Linked DNA regions of Homo sapiens: region 2 is linked to region 1. A link is an interaction called in ENCODE POLR2A ChIA-PET data of the cell type or tissue named here. Cell type or tissue: MCF 10A. All regions are shown on one strand.

What was found. Peaks named below come from ENCODE experiments on the same cell type or tissue, not always from the same donor. Only the 100,000 strongest peaks of a DNase experiment are listed, where the experiment ranks them.
Region 2: POLR2A ChIA-PET joins it to region 1 with 7 read pairs; 2 of 35 experiments call an interaction of 5 or more read pairs at or near these places.

The regions. Positions count from the first base shown.
Region 1 is chr5:42,491,687-42,499,686 of GRCh38, forward strand. The region is part of intron 1 of GHR (growth hormone receptor); the gene reads left to right. Among named protein-coding and RNA genes, the nearest start is that of GHR, 72 kb to the left of the region's middle. In MCF 10A, no CTCF peak of the experiment used is centred here; DNase peaks (open chromatin) are centred at 2,945 and 4,435.
Region 2 is chr5:42,560,808-42,568,807 of GRCh38, forward strand. GHR (growth hormone receptor) reads left to right here. Exons shown (of 10, transcript NM_000163.5): 2 at 5,057-5,137. The coding sequence starts at 5,068. Among named protein-coding and RNA genes, the nearest start is that of GHR, 140 kb to the left of the region's middle. In MCF 10A, no CTCF peak of the experiment used is centred here; no DNase peak of the experiment used is centred here.

The DNA of each region.
Region 1 (8,000 bases):
GGAAAGTGCTAAATGAAAGGCACAATCAGAGAATTCCCCAGGCCCTCAAGAAGGAAGGCGGAATGGATGAGGAAGTCTGCTGTCCAAGGGGTGGGCCAGAGCTAAGGCAAGATTTGTGGGTGGGCCTTCACTAACCAGGCACAGGGAGAGGGCATTCCAGGAGCAGATGTAGATCTGGCCAAGGAATTAAGACAGGAATGCAAGTGGCGTTTTCCAGGCAAAAGATTAGGAAGTTTTAGATCAGCCTGGATATGGAGACCTTGAATAGCAAGCCGACTGAGGAATGCATGAAAGAATGACTACTAGCTGGAATAAGAGATAAATCTCAAGGCCTCTTTTCTCTTTCACCTCTCCTCTTGCCCACATCATGGACAGATAGTTCTGGCTTTTCCTTATACTCTGTTTCTGTAAGCAATTTTAAGAAGGCAGAGTGCATAATGGTATTACTTTTATGTCTGCGTGTGTATTGCCACCATGAAGCCTATAGTTTTGCTTTTCAAACTACTAGATTGTGACCTTGTAATGATCTGGCAAAAGGCTGAATTTTTAAAAGCAGTAAATCCATATAGTGGATAATATTGGGAAAAAATTAGGGCTAATACTGAGGAATGAGAAGATTAGGAAAGAGATAAATAAAATATGGGTGGTATAAATAAAAATTAAAGTGAAAATGTGGGGAAAGGACTGCTTATGATTCACCTTACAAAATTTCTACCTTATGGGGTCTGTTTTCACTGTCAGTTCTTTCTGTGAATGCATGTTCATGAAGATACTGAAGGCTGTTTTTCTATAGGCAGCTGGTGGTTTTCTGCTGTAGGCAGAAGTGGTTGAGGTAATCCTAGGGAGGTGATGCTGAATGGGGCTGTGGTTCTACTTTATGTAAGGTTATTATATGTGAAAGAAAGAGTAATTTTTAAAAGTAATTAACTAGTGGTAGATTCTGAACTAACATTAGCAAAGGTTGATTATAAATCAGATTTTATTTTTACTACTGATTTAGAAAAAATCTTTGGAGAAATAGATTTGGAATGGTTAAATATCACTTTAGGGAGCACATTTTGGTATCACAGCTTAAAGGTACTCTTAAGAGAAAGCTTTACAAATGGGGCAACCTGAAAAGACACATTTCATGTGCATTCAAATTCAAGATAAGACCCAAAGCTCTGTTGCCAAGGTAAAGGTTTTGAGAGTTAAATGGGAATTTGGAAAATAATATGCAAAAATTGACTTAAAATGTAGATAAGCCTACAAGTATTTACAGGGTGGAGACATCAGAGAATGTAAGAAATAGTTTGGATCACTAACAGGAATGTGTAATGGGAAGTCAAAATCTATGCTGTCAGGAAAAATTCATATTATTGGATAGAAACTGTATTATTTGGTACATTTAAGATAAAATGAAAATTGTGTTTTCAAAGGGTTACGCCTCGCAGTGGATGAGTGATTGGGGCGTTTTCTGGTTTCAGTGATTCTGTAGGCAGAAAACAGTTTTTACTGCCAAGTGTGTCAGTGGAGGTGGGGAGACAGAGACCTTGCTGTGTTAAGTGAAATCTGTTGCTTAAGAATAAAGCTGGGATTTCTGTAGAATGGAGAAGGAGTTTGGTATTATCATATTATCAAAAATAACTGCTCTTTGAAAAGTAGATTTTTTAAAGTTTGATTATCAAGTATTTATTTAAAATACTGCCTAAGTATTTAAACACTTTCAGGCTCTGATTTTGTTTTTTTTACAAAGGAAACCTATGCCTAAAAATTATTTTAAGTAGTTATATGGATACATGAGCTACACAGTTTCAGACCTGTGTATATGACTTTCTAAGAGGTCTATGGTATCCAATAATAAATGATTTTATGCAGGGATTTAACACATAATGGGTCATGCATTATCTATACCTTGTTAATGGGATCTATATAGAGTGATAGCAGAAAAGAAAGTTAATTTTAGGATCCTTTAATGCCTATAAATTTAGAGCAAAAGAAATATTTCTAAAAGTTCAACTTTTGTATACATATGCCCAATCACAAGTTTTACAGACATTTTTACACGTTTAGGCCTGAAATATTTGATTCCGCTCTTATTTGTCAAGATACAATATAATTACATTAGTAAAATGCAAACAGGGCAGATAAGTTTTCCTTCTTTTTCCTATGCTATAGTCATGCTGCAAACCCTCCATTACAGTTTTTTGGCTGAGGTAGGTCTAGATGTCTAGAGGCCAACTAATACAGTTTTATATAATCAACATAGGGAAGTCATTTCAGAGACTGGCATTGAGCTCTTGGAGGGAAGAAAATGAACCTTAAAGCTTCTTGGGAATATCCCTCACTGCAGCAGAGTTTATGTGCTCTAATGGATGCTCCGTAAATGCTTGAGAGAATATAAGTCCCATAGGTTAGCATATACTTAATTCTACCTATCATGGAAACCTCTCCATACATTCTATAGCTGAAATATTTTAGGAGCTCAAAAGGAGTAACAGAAACTAAAGGGAACACCAGCTCCAAGATTGGATTTTTAGGCTTTCTTTCTAGTGTAACACTTCCCTTCCTGTTGGGCCATCGGCAACCATATCCTGGCTAATTAGAAGTGATTTTCAGGGGAAAGGAAGAGGTCATAAGTTCTTGCCTCCCTATTTTCCTTCTTGTTGGGTGCTAGTAACTTACCTTAAGAAGTAATGAAGTCCTAGTAAAACTCCTAATATTCAGAAACCAACTCTCATTATTCAAACATGTTGAGGAAAAAATGTCTCCTTGCGTCCTCTTCTGCTTAAAACTCCCCCAGTACCATCAAGCATGGACGGATATATGATAGTGGCAGTATCCAGAAGACACACCATCTATGTAACAAACCCTGGAAATAAAGTATGGTATAATCCTAAGCATTCGCTCAGCACTCTTGCTTCTGGGAATTTGCTATGAGTCAGCCACAGGCATCTCTGTGTACCTTCAAGCCCAGATTAGCACGTATGGGAGGATAAGAGAGAAAGTGTACTTCCTGAATACATCTTGGGTAGAGTAAACTAATCCTTAGCTAGGTTGATGACATCCTTACCCAGAATTTAAAAGTTCAGTAGAGACTCTTCTTGAAATGTTGAATTTTTATTTCTGCTTGTTGCCCTCTATAGATGAGTGAAATGCAATGAAGATATTCATGGCTACTATAAAAATGCATTAGTTCTTTTTGGTGAGCTACTTGACTATCAGAGCCAAATATGTAGGTAGTTGGAATTAAATTTCCAATTTAGCATCCCCCTTAGAAGGGTGATGGAAGCTCCCATATCTTGGTATTTCTCTTTCTGAGTATCTGCTGTCTCACTGAGGCAACATGCTAGCCTCCATGTTGTATTATTTCACAGGTATAGAACTAAGTGACACATTGCCAATTCCCACGCCCCCCCCCCATTTTCTTTGATGGAGGTAGATTACATTTATAAGGTGTAGATATTGCTTGAAGGTACTTGTTCTTTCTTATAAGTAAGCAAGAAAGAGAGCAGCAAATAATAGCTAGGAGGAAGATGTGCCCACACCACATTCAGGCCACTTAGTCTATCTAGTAAGATAGAGTGTTTCAGGCATCAAGCATGTACTGGGAGACATGCATACAGAAAAAGAACAAGCAATAGACTCCTTTGAGAGTGACATGGTAGGTCTGAAGAGTGAATGTAACTTTTTGTCTCCATCCCCTCAGTGATTCATTAATTATTCATTAGCTGTTTTTTTCCACCAGGATTACAATCATTTTACCTTTGCTTGCCAGCCTAGTGGGTTATTAACAGTGGTTACTCTATTTATTTACACATTTTCCTTGTGTATGTTATTCATCCTGTATTAGTTCACCCCCACCCCTAGTCACCATTCTTTTTTCTTTTGTTTGGCCTTTCATGGCTACCATATTACCATGTGATCAGAAAAAAAATGCACTGGTGTCAGAATTAGGCCAACACAGACATATGGGATGGTAGGTTCATTTGGGTTGGATAGAGAGCTGTTTGAAACTTGTATACACATTTTTCAATTTCAAGAAGAAACATCTGCAGTAAAGGAAGAACTGCATAGTTTGCAGTGGTCTAATGGAGGTGAACTCAGGAATCTCAGATGCATTTAGCTCTACAAGTCTCCATTATACAAATGATGTTGAATGTTTCATCTCTTGCTACAGATTAGTTTTGGGCCATCATGAAAAACTTTCCTGAAGATTAAGTCAAACTTATCTATGCATGCCTTCTTTGGATACATAGATCCACCTTTGACAGCTACTCTGTCCACTAATTCTGTCAAGTAGGACTGAGCTTTCTTGAACACCTCTCCTTTTGTTAACAAGAAGGAGAAGAAGAAAATTAAACACTCCTGGCATCTGCCTGGCTGTGATTTAGCCCTTGGTAAAAAGTATTACAAATTGAGACGGTGCCAGACTGCTCCTGTGATTCATCTCTTCTCCTGTCAAGACCAGTTGAGGCGATGCAATTGGGAACCTCTCTAGTTTGTGAAGAGACACTTTATGTTGGAAGCAACAGCATAAGCACAATAGTACTTAGGCATTCAAAGCAGAGAGAATTGGTTCCTCCTGATTGGGTGAACAATCACTGCAAATTAAGGTCAAAAGTATTGTCAACCAATTCAGTGTACTAGGCTTCTTCATCATTTCCCATGACTTGTTCTCTCTTAGGAGAAGGTTTAGCAAATTGGAGCAATTTTTTTTTTTAAATCTTGGTGCAGCGTTAGTGATAAAACACAAGAAAGTTTAAGGCTGGATATAGCATGTGCATCTATATCAAGATGAAGATCCATAGAGAGATGTGCTTGATCTTGGGATGCTGGATGAAAATCCAGGCACTGTGTTGTGGGAGCCTGATTTCTGAAAGTTGGGGCATCATTGTTTGGCTTATGACGTTTATAAGTGTCAGGTACGTCTTGTCCCACAGAATACTTGTTATAGCTGTTAAAGGACAGATTGTCTTCAAGACAACTGGTACCCATGCCAGAGTAGGGTATATTCTGACAGAAAATCCATTTACTCTCATCTGTAATTTATCCCCTTAGTTGAAACATGATCCCAGTGTAGGGCATTTACTTTTCACACTCCGTTTAAATCAGTGTGGTTTCTTCCTACCTTAATGAATTTTACCTCATTTCTTTGTCTTGCAAAAACCCAGGGCAGAATGGTAAAATTTCAAAACAAATCTTTCACAAGGCTGGAACTAGACACTCTGTTGGGTCACATGCAAGTTATTTGCAGAAGAGGAACACTTTGCATGTGAATAAGAGAAAGCAAAGCACTTACACCAGTATTCAGTGCTCTTGGGGCCAGGAGTGAGGGGCCTTCCATGTTTGCAGGACATCTGTTTGGGCCTTAAGTTCTGCTACAGCCCCAAGTCCTTATCTCATATCTGCCTGGTGTCCTATTTTTCTGCTTAAAGAGTCAAAGACTGAAATTCTTATCCTTGTTTCCCATTCATTCCTAAGTTACTTTAGCCTTCACATGGAGCCACCATGCTGTGGCCCACAGAGTGTGCTATTCACTTAAACTTATTTATCTTAACCTTTTTGTGAAATATGGTTGCATTCTTTGACTTTCCTTGCTTGTCACAGTTTACATTAATCCTGGAACTTTTGAGTCTTAAGCGCTACATGATAGTACTCTTTCTAATGGTTTCTAATGTTACACGAATGCCTCTCTTTCCCATTTCATCCCTTTCTCTCTGTTGGTTTTGACTTTAAGCTCTCTGGCTGTTTCATGGCAATGATTATTGGTGACAGTATTATCTATTACCAAGTGTTTCTTGTTCAGTTTTGCATAGTTTCAATGTCCTTTTAAGCAAGGATTGCCAAACTACAGGCCACCTGTTTTTGGAGATGCCATTTAATTGGAACACTGCCATACCCATTCATTTACATATCACCTATGGCTCCTTTCTCACTACAAGGGCATTGTTTAGTAGTTGAAACACAGACCTTATGTACCTTCACCTCAAAACCTAGAATATTTACTATCTGACTCTTTACAGAAAAAGTTTGCTGATCTCTACTTTGAAGAAGAGAAAGTCGTCAGATACATACAATGCCAAAGAACTGCTGGCTATGAAAGGGATATTGTAGAATTCTGCAATTTTCTTAAAGAATGGAAAACATTGGAAAAGAGTCACCTGTTTACAGGTGATTTGCATTTCTATAGGTATCAGAATAATGTGGGTGCTTGTAGGTTGGGGAAGGAATGGCAGGCCTTCTCTCTCTGTCAGTATCTTCAGGCCCTGAAGTCATACAATCAATGGATTGCTTTTCCTCTTCACTTTTCCATTTTGCCATAATTTTGCCAAGGGGGAGGTTGGAAGTGGGTTAATATTTTGCGTTAGAAGAGCATTTGGATACATCCTGATAATTACTTTATCTCAGATATTCTTAGATTCTCTCTAGTGAAGGCCACACCTTCTCTGTGCCTCAGGCTGGCATGGCCCAACTGTGCTACTTACCTTGGGTTCCTGCTGCTCAGCTTAAAGGGAATCTCTTTCATATGCCTAGAGCCTTGTTTACTCAGTTCAGGTCTGTACCAGTTGACACCAAGTCAAAAAGCACTTTAGACAGAAGCCTGCTTTGAAAGTGCTAGCTAGCAGCAAATAAGTCTGGCTTAATTCTCCCTTGAGTCTGGAGATCTGATTGGAAGGGTAAAAGGGAGAAAGGGATGATTTATTTGTTGACTGGATTGACTACTTTATATTAGTAATTATGAGGCAATTCTACCCACATTATCTCATTTAACTCCCCATAAAAACCCTACAAGGGAGGTAATATACTTTGGAAAACTGAGACTCAGAGAAATTAAGTAAATTGCAAAGTCCCCATGCTATAAGCATTATAGTCTCATAAGCAAATGTCATGAGCTTCTTCTAGCTTTTTCTTCATGCTCACAAAATGGTTGAAGGAGATCCAAGCATCATGTTTCTAGTTAAAAAGAAGGTGCAGAGTAAAAGGCAAAAGGCAAACGGACAAGCCAACCAAGTTTGTTCTCTTTCCTAGATGTTCTACTTGGTGACTTCAGCTTATATCTCATTAATGTGCATCATAGGATTATCTCTGCAAGGGAACCTGGAAAATATAGAAATTTGTTTGTGTTAAGCTGGGCACCTTGCCACCTCCATAAAAATGTGCTCTATAGGTACAGAGCAGGAGATAATCATTATTAATAGGCAACTTATAGTCTCTGTTTCAAGAGGTCATTCTGGTACCTGAGAAAATTGACAATCTCTGGTCTAAACTCTTACAGGCCTCTCTTGCCTTCATTTAAGATGAACTTGATAGAATAAAGATTATTGTTGTTCTCTAATCTCCTGGGTATGAGACAGAGAGGTAACAGATGGAATGATTTCTTTCTGGCTTCCATAGCAAACCAAAGCATGTGCCAGTGAAGAGTGGCAACTGCTACAAATACTTAGCCAAACGTGGGGAAGAGTGTTGATGCTGTAAGTCTCCTAGCTATGTCGAGGCAGCAGGTGTCTCTGTAGATCAGGGCAGCAATCCCTTTGGTAAGGGCATGAAGAGGGCACTTGGGACTACTGGATTGCATCATCTTGGCAGAGAAAAATGTAGCATATACTGGAACTCTAGCTGGGTAGGGAATTGACAAGTTGAACCACAAGTTGACTACTGTTCAGTCAGCACTAGCTTTTATCTTCCAGTCACCATTCCCTGTGGCTCTTCATTGATCGTCCACAAGCTCCAGGCCTGGGTGGTGCCTGTTGTGATATAAGAAGGGAAGAGTGATGGTTTCCAAAATGTGAACACTCATGTGTACAGTTTTCATGTTGATAATGAAATGCTAGAAGGGGAACAGCTAGCTGATGCCTATGTCTTTGTCCATACCTGGCTACCCATGACAAAGTTGTTGTTGTTGTGGTTGTTGTTTCACTCCAGGCACAGGCACAGAGCCGCAAGAGTAGAAAACAAGAATTCCATCCTGCAAAAGAAAACTGAATCCCCCTTGCTTGGTCACTTAGGGAATCAAGTTC
Region 2 (8,000 bases), 69 kb after region 1:
CATACTCAGTTATTTGTGATAGACATGTCTCTATCATCTCTCATATCCAATCATCACCAAATCTTATCAATACTTCTCAGTGATATTAAGTTAAGAAGTCATGAAGGGCGGCTGTACCCTAAGGAAAACCCACTTTTGCACAAATCTGAGTTTCTGATCAATCTGAGTTCAGAATGCTGTTTTAATCTGGTCCTACCTCGCCAATCTAATTTTAGGCCCTTTTATTCGTGAATTTGAACCTTGTTCTCTATTCACCAGCTTCCTCAGAATATTGTCCAAAACATACTCAGAATTCATACTCATATCCAGAACATTTGCTCTGAGCTTTTACCATACAAGTTCACCACAGTTTCTCTCCCTTTTCCATATCCACCAAAGCCTTATCTGTCATTTAGTTTTAATTTTAAGCCCTTCAGTTTGATAGCTGATTTTTCCCTAGTCTGACCTTCTATTTTCGGGTATGCTCCTTCTTTTCACAGTTTCATGTGTTTGTACTGCCTTATTCTTGAAGAACCATTATTTTGATTGCTTTTGCATTAATCTCCATAGTGCCTTGCTCAGTGTTAGCAGGAACTAGTAGTTTAACAAATACTTGCTAATTCTAAATTAAAGAGCATGAAACATATTGTTTTCTTTGCCTGGAGTTGGTTATAGCATGCTGGAAAAAGTATTATATCTAACCTTCATCTTTTCTCATGTGTTTATGAACTGTTTTATAGCCAAAGAATAAGTTAGTATATCATGGGCCTAATTATGTAATTTGGAGGCCTCCTCTGCTGGGCAGTCTACAGATTTAAAATTCATGCCAGCTGCATTACGCTGGTTTTGAACTTGCTTTTTCTTGAGAAAGATGGGGAGCAGACAAAATGCCTCAGGCTTTGAGGGTAGAAATGGTGTGAGTTCCATTATGCAAGAATAGAACCCCATTTTTTAATCCCTCCTGCTGAAAATCTTGCCATGAGGCTATAGCCAAAGAATGTGTAAATATCAAAAGAAATTTAGAGAGGGATTTTCCCTAGGAAAATATTGCAAGCTTAAAAAACCCAGTGGGCTAAGGTCCAATTTAGTAGATTCCTCCGAACAATGCCATCCTCTACTTAGATTGTTACAGAACTTCTTATGACAGCATTTGAGTAGACTCCTGTACCTCTGGGTTAAAAGGTACATGTAATAAGTTTAGGTACCTGGGCAAAAAGGGCTTGGCAGAGGGGAATAGAGGGACTTTCTTATTCTCACATCTAGTATATCATTACATTGTAATGTTAGATAACATTAAAGTTCCAAACTTCATGTGTCCGCACTCTGACGTTTCCTAGGGACATTTTGTCTCAGCTAGAATCTAATAGAGAAGGATTCCCTCATCTAGAAGCTTCCATATGGGGCTCTGTGAAGATGATGTGGACAGTGTACAATCCAATTGAATGTCACGTCTCGTGGCCTGGCTCATGTGAGGGCACTAGAGAGAGTTCTCCAGAGGAGTGCAGATGGGGCTACTTTTGGAATCATTCCCACTGAGCCAACATCAGTGGAAGAGAAGGGGAGGAGTTAGATTCTAATAAAGCCCTTATCTTCTGCTGAATCCATCCACATTTTTTTATCCTCCTCCTGGCCCCTGCACTTAGTTAGAGTCGGGTCCCTATGCAGTGTTCCAGGCGGCAGTGAACTGCATTCACCTCCTGTTTGGGAGCATGGCAATTTTAAATACTTTTTTCTGCTGTAAGAGTATGCAAACAGATTTCTGGTTAATTTTGTGTTGAGGATTCTTGTTTGTTTTTTGTTTTGATAGAGCACATTCTATGGACATATGTTCAGCTTGTAAAGGAAGTGTTATAGTTCCTTTTTTTTTTTTTTTTTTTTTTTTGGAGATGGAGTCTTGCTCTGTCACCAGGCTGGAGTGCAGTGGCGCGATCTCGACTCACTTCAACCTCCACCTCCCTGGTTCAAGCGATTCTCCTGCCTCAGCCTCCCGAGTAGCTGGGATTACAGGCATGCGCTGCCATGCCCAGCTAATTTTTGTATTTTTAGTAGAGACGGGGTTTCACCATGTTGGCCAGGATGGTCTCAATCTCCTGACCTCACGATCTGCCTGCCTCGGCCCCCCAAAGTGCTGGGATTACAGGCATGAGCCACCACGCCCCACCTAGTTCTTTATTTGGAAGAAGTGAAGTTCATTTGCAGGCAGCTGCTTTCAAAAGTTTGGGGATTGGAGGAAGGTCATCTTCTATTCAACTGAAGCAAATGCCACTTGTTTGTGGCATCTGCCAGGCATCCTTGAGATGTCTGAAGAGGTGACTTCCAAACCAGAGGATGCAGCCTTCCGAGAAATGCAAACCTGTTCACATTCTTGCTCAGATGGGAAGCAGAAAAGGCTGCGTGGGAATTGGGGATTTACTGTTATACTCTGGCATTGGAATAGCAGGTGCTACTGGAAACTTCTTTACCTGACACTAAGTGTCTTGGGAGATAACAAGTAAAATTAACACAGCATCCAGTTCTTCAGTGCTTTCTCCACTTAAAAAGAATCAGGCTGGGCACGGTGGCTCATACCTGTAATCCCAGCACTTTGGAAGGCCAAGGCGGGTGGGTCACTTGAGGTCAGGAGTTTGAGACAAGCCTGGCCAACATGGTGAAACCCCGTCTCTACTAAAAATACAAAAAAAATTAGCCGGGCGCGGTGGCGGGCGCCTGTAGTCCCAGCTACTCGGGAGGCTGAGGCAGGAGAATGGCGTGAACCCGGGAAGCGGAGCTTGCAGTGAGCCGAGATTGCGCCACTGCAGTCCGCAGTCCCGCCTGGGCGACAGAGCGAGACTCCGTCTCAAAAAAAAAAAAAAAAAAAAAAAAAATACAAAAATTAGCTGGGCATGGTGGTGCACACCTATAGTCCCAGCTACTTGGAAGGCTCAAGCAGGAGAATCGCTTAAACCTGGGAGGCGGAAGTTGCAGTGAGCTGAGATCGTGCCACTGCACTCCAGGCTGGGCAACAGAGTGAAACAAAAAAAGAAAAGAGACAGAATCAAATGCAAAGTAAATATTTAGTTACCAACAGGATGGCATTTTTAGCCTATAACTTTTTTTCAGCCTTTTAATATATTTCTGCTGGAGGTTTCCAGCTTTGATTACATAGCCTGTTCACCTAGGAGTAAAGGACATTGGGAGGGAGAGATGCTCAGTGGTTCTCATTTGCAAAGTAGACGAGGATGATGAAAGGCCATCAGCTCAAGGCCTTCCAGGTTAGGAATTAAAAACATGAATGTTGTAAAAACCACAACTCATATTTATTTGAAATCTCACAAAGTGTGAGATTTATTTGAAATCTCACAAAGTGTGAGATTTATTTGAAATCTCACAAAGTGTGAGATTTATTTGAAATCTCACAATGTGTGAGATTTATTTGAAATCTCACAAAGTGTGAGATTTATTTGAAATCTCACAAAGTGTGAGATTTATTTGAAATCTCACAAAGTGTGAGATTTATTTGAAATCTCACAAAGTGTGAGATTTATTTGAAATCTCACAATGTGTGAGATTTATTTGAAATCTCACAATGTGTGAGATTTATTTGAAATCTCACAAAGTGTGTTCATCTGCATGTTTCTCACGTGAAATCTCACAAAGTGTGTTCATCTGCATGTTTACACTCAATCCTATGAACGACTCCATGAAGTAGTGTATGAAGGAGAGTTCCTCATGCATGTGGATTTGCACATGGGGATTCAGATACAAGAAGACAATTTAGTTTACATAGAGATGTGCTTTTTTAAAGAAATTTTTAAGAATACAAAATTATATGGAACAAAAAAGATAGGTCCTCTGCTGTCTAGAAATTAAAGTACGTCAAGAATTTTATCCCTATGTAGAATTACACAGCCATTGCCGGGGGCCACATCTGTAGGCCCATGGAAAAAAACATCTTTGCTCATTATTTCAGCCTGATTAGGGATACCATGAAGGGCTATTCCATTAGGTCAGGTTTGCACAGTAATAAAAATGAAGCCAGTAGAGGATCTCGTGGAGCTCCTGGTATGATGATAAGTCTCTGAGTAACTTGTAAATAGTGCAATTTTATGGAAATGTTGCAGCTAAGCTTTAAAGTAGTTGGCATTAGTTGTCAGACACAGCAACAGCTCTACAAAAGGCAATACGCTGAGTTCATTTTCAACCAGCCCAAACTTGCCTCAGAAGATCCGGGATGTGGACACCCTGGTATATTTTTTCTAGAAAAGCTTATTTCCTTCCTCCAGATAAAGGTGTATGGTCACTGAGGTGTTGTGCTGACAGAAGTGTTGATCTACTCTCTCCGTTAGACTGAAGGGCTCCAGGTGTGGCCACACTGGGCTTCTAAATGGCTAGCAAAGCCACAGACGCATCCCTCTTGGTGTCTGAGGTGTTCACATTCCTGGGTCTTTCAGATCTGTATTCCTCATGAAAATAAAACCTCTCTACGACACACTGTGTCCTTGTGGGTTTTTAGTTTTACTAGGGAGTTTTTGTTTCCTTTTGCTTCCCTCCTTCTTTCTGCTTCCCTTCTAGTTAAACCTCTTTAGGATGGCTCATTAGCAACTCGTTTTGAGTGGTTTGAGCTCTTTTGTTCACTGGGAAACAGATTTATGAAATGTTACTATTACCATGATTGTTATGTTTTTCCTTTTATGGCCTGTCCAGCTCAAGGCCCCATGCTTTCTGATACTGCTGATAAGGTTTTCTATTTCCAGATCAAATTAAAGCAAACCTTACTGGCCCTGTTACTGAAGCTGTGCATGGGGGTCGTTTGCTGTGAGGTGTTTCTATGGCTTTGAGCCAGGGTATGAACATCTCTAGTGTTCATGTTATTTCCTGAGACTAGCACTCACGGGAAGTAGAATTTATTACAACCTGCTGTTTGAGTTCATGAAAAGTAGGACAATATGAGACTCTGGGGCAGTGAAAGACTTACCAGGATTCCTTCTGGAACTGACTCGTCAGCTCATTCATGTCTTACCCAGTCTTTAAACAGTATTTCATGATAATGGTCTGCTTTTAATTGCTGGGCTTTACCTTACCCTTTTTGTGATTGCAGGTCCTACAGGTATGGATCTCTGGCAGCTGCTGTTGACCTTGGCACTGGCAGGATCAAGTGATGCTTTTTCTGGAAGTGAGGGTGAGTTCTGCTTTTCCATTTCCACCCTCAGTGTTTTGAAACAACACTGAACTGTATTCGCTACATCCAAGTTTTTTGGATGATTTTATTAAAAGATGCAAGTTTTACATAGCAGCAAAAAGGAAACTTGACTTAGCTTTAAAATCAGAAACTAGTAGGACTTTTCTGTGGATGTTTAGGAGGAATGCAGTAGTCAGTCAACTTTGGCATCTGATGTTTTCATATCAAAAATTAATACTACAAATCATGCTGAGGACATTTATGTTGAAGACAAGCCAGGTCTCTTGTTCTCAGGCTTTGGGAGAGATATTGAAATTACACTGAAGGGTTATTAGCTTACTGTTCACTCAGCTCATCTGTGACTAAGGATATCTAATCTATTTCCAGAGCTCAGAATTCAGGCTTGTTAATCATATTCTCAGAGAAAAGAAATTGCAGGTTTCAAATGAATTTCACTTCTCACTCTCTGGGTGATTACCATTTGGCTAAGTTGAGGAAAGAGACACCTGAAATAGTTGAATGATATACCCAGAAATTATGAGCTTCCTTCCCCATCTCTATAATTCTCCCTCCCTTTTTTATATCCCTCTCCTTGTAGAGAAGTCTCAATATGTTTAAACTATGTTTCATAGCAGACCTAACTAAAACAAGGAAGAGTAATAGAAGGGAAAGGGAAGAGGAACTTTTCTGTCAGAAAGAAAACTGTGCTCTCTAACGGGTGGGAGACTTTTTTTTTTTTAATGAGTACTTGATGTTTTTCCTTGCCTGGGCTTCTACAGAAGAAAGAAAGAATATATTTCTCCCATGCTATGACACTGAATTTAGTTGTTGCTTTAAGAGTGTCAGACTCCCCTTCTCACCATTCAGCTCATGTTGGAAAACACAGTTTAACAGCAGACTTAGCGCCTTAAGATGTCCTCCCTGACCTTCTAGCCAAAAATAAATCCGTAGTAGTGAGCTGCTGAGGGTGACCACAGTCACTTAGAAAATGAGAAGAGTAAAATATGTTATTTTATCTCTTAAAGCAATTTAAAAATATTTATAGAAAAGAGTCATAATTGTTGGAAATATTTTTTGGTCTCTCTGGCGTTATAATGTCAACATTATGCAAGTCAAACATGGAGAGAATTGCAGGCTCCATTTCAGCAGCTTTTCCCATGGCTGGTTTTAGACCTTGGTTCTGAGCCAAAGAATTGCAGCTGAGATCCTCTGCTGTTCCAAAGTCATGGTGGCTTAATCTCTCGTTTCTTCATTAAGGTGACTTTCACTCCACTGGGCAAGATTTGAGGAATTTAAAAAACTTGTGAAATGAAAAGTATGGCATAGGAAATCTTTAAAGAAAATTAAAAATGCATCCCCAGCTGAGAGATTAGAGCTCAAATTACATTTTAGAACTAGAAAGTCTGCAAGGAGCATCTGTTTCAGCTGCTTCGACATTTTACTAAAACTTTGAGTTCCTGAGTGAAGAGAAAACATCACTAGTTGCTTTTAATGTTTGCTTTTTGTTTTTCTTTTTAATAGTTTTGTTTGATTCATTTATTTGTTCAGGGAGAGCAGAATATAAGCAAATGCAATAGTTTATACTAAACACAAATCACATATCCTACCAGTACTTACGCATAAGAAGTAATTTAACAAAGAAGAACATTTTTGTCTCTTTTTTTTTTGTCTTATTGAACTAACCAATATTTCTTTTTCCTTTGGAATATGTGCATATTCCAGAATCCTTTCTTAAAATGGTCTAAGGATTAAGGATGGGGCATGATGTTTATGTAAGAAGGCATATGTAAGCACGTTCCAGTGTGTGTGTGCATGCTTGGCTCTGTGTGTGTGTGTGTGTGTGTGTGTGTGTGTGTGTGTGTGTGTGTGTTCTAGTTCTGGCCACTTATCTAATGAATGGGTTCATGGGTTCAGCCAAAGTTACTGCATAACATGACATGGGTCAGTCTCAGATAATATTTATGGACCATGTGTTTGTTTTTCTGCCAGGTCTGGATTGTAGCCAAATCATTTTATTTTTATTGTGTCTCCTATTGAATAAGGCAGACTAAAAATATAGATTAAATTTTTAAAAAGAAAAGATACTACTATTGAATTCAGTTTGTTCAGTGAAAGATGTGGCATTGATGGGTAAGTGATCTTGGAAGCATCACCTGGAGAAAAGTCACCCAGGAGCTGGTAGAAGATGACAGACCTGTATGCGTAGGGAAGGGTAGCACTTGAGCAGGGATTTTCTTGCTTGGGCAGATGAGCAATTAGAAATATACTGGCCCTGAAAGGATTTTTTTTTATTAAATCTAATTGCCCTGTGGGAAATTTAATGAGAACTAAATTTGAACAGTGCCGTTATTGTGTTAGCTAAAGTGTTGTAATAGATGTTTTCTGTCTCTCATCCTTAATATGAAGTTCTCATCCTTAATATGAAGCTCTATATCTGCTCCTCAAAGCCAGTTACATAGTCTAGAGGAGAATTTTTTATTCCAAAATCAGGAATGATCCACAATGCCTTGTTTTCAAAGGGCTTCACATGGTTGACCTATCAACTGATTGTATCAAAATTGCTGCTGCTGGAATAATGTTGCTAATGAGAAATGTGCATAAAGATCTAATGGATATAAGTATTCTTCCAAGGAGTGCCTGTTATAAATTAGGTCGTATATCTCTACTATTTCAATCAGTCTACCCTTGAATATACCCTTTGACCTCAGTAACCTAAGGTGGAAGTAAGCAAGCCCCTGCCTTGTAGTTCAGTCTAGCTGGGACATGAGGAATGTCTTGAAATTAATGAGAGCCTGTATACCTTTAAAGTCTAGATTGTGTGATGAAGAGAAATGGTCAAGATGCCCTGAAAAAGAATAGATCA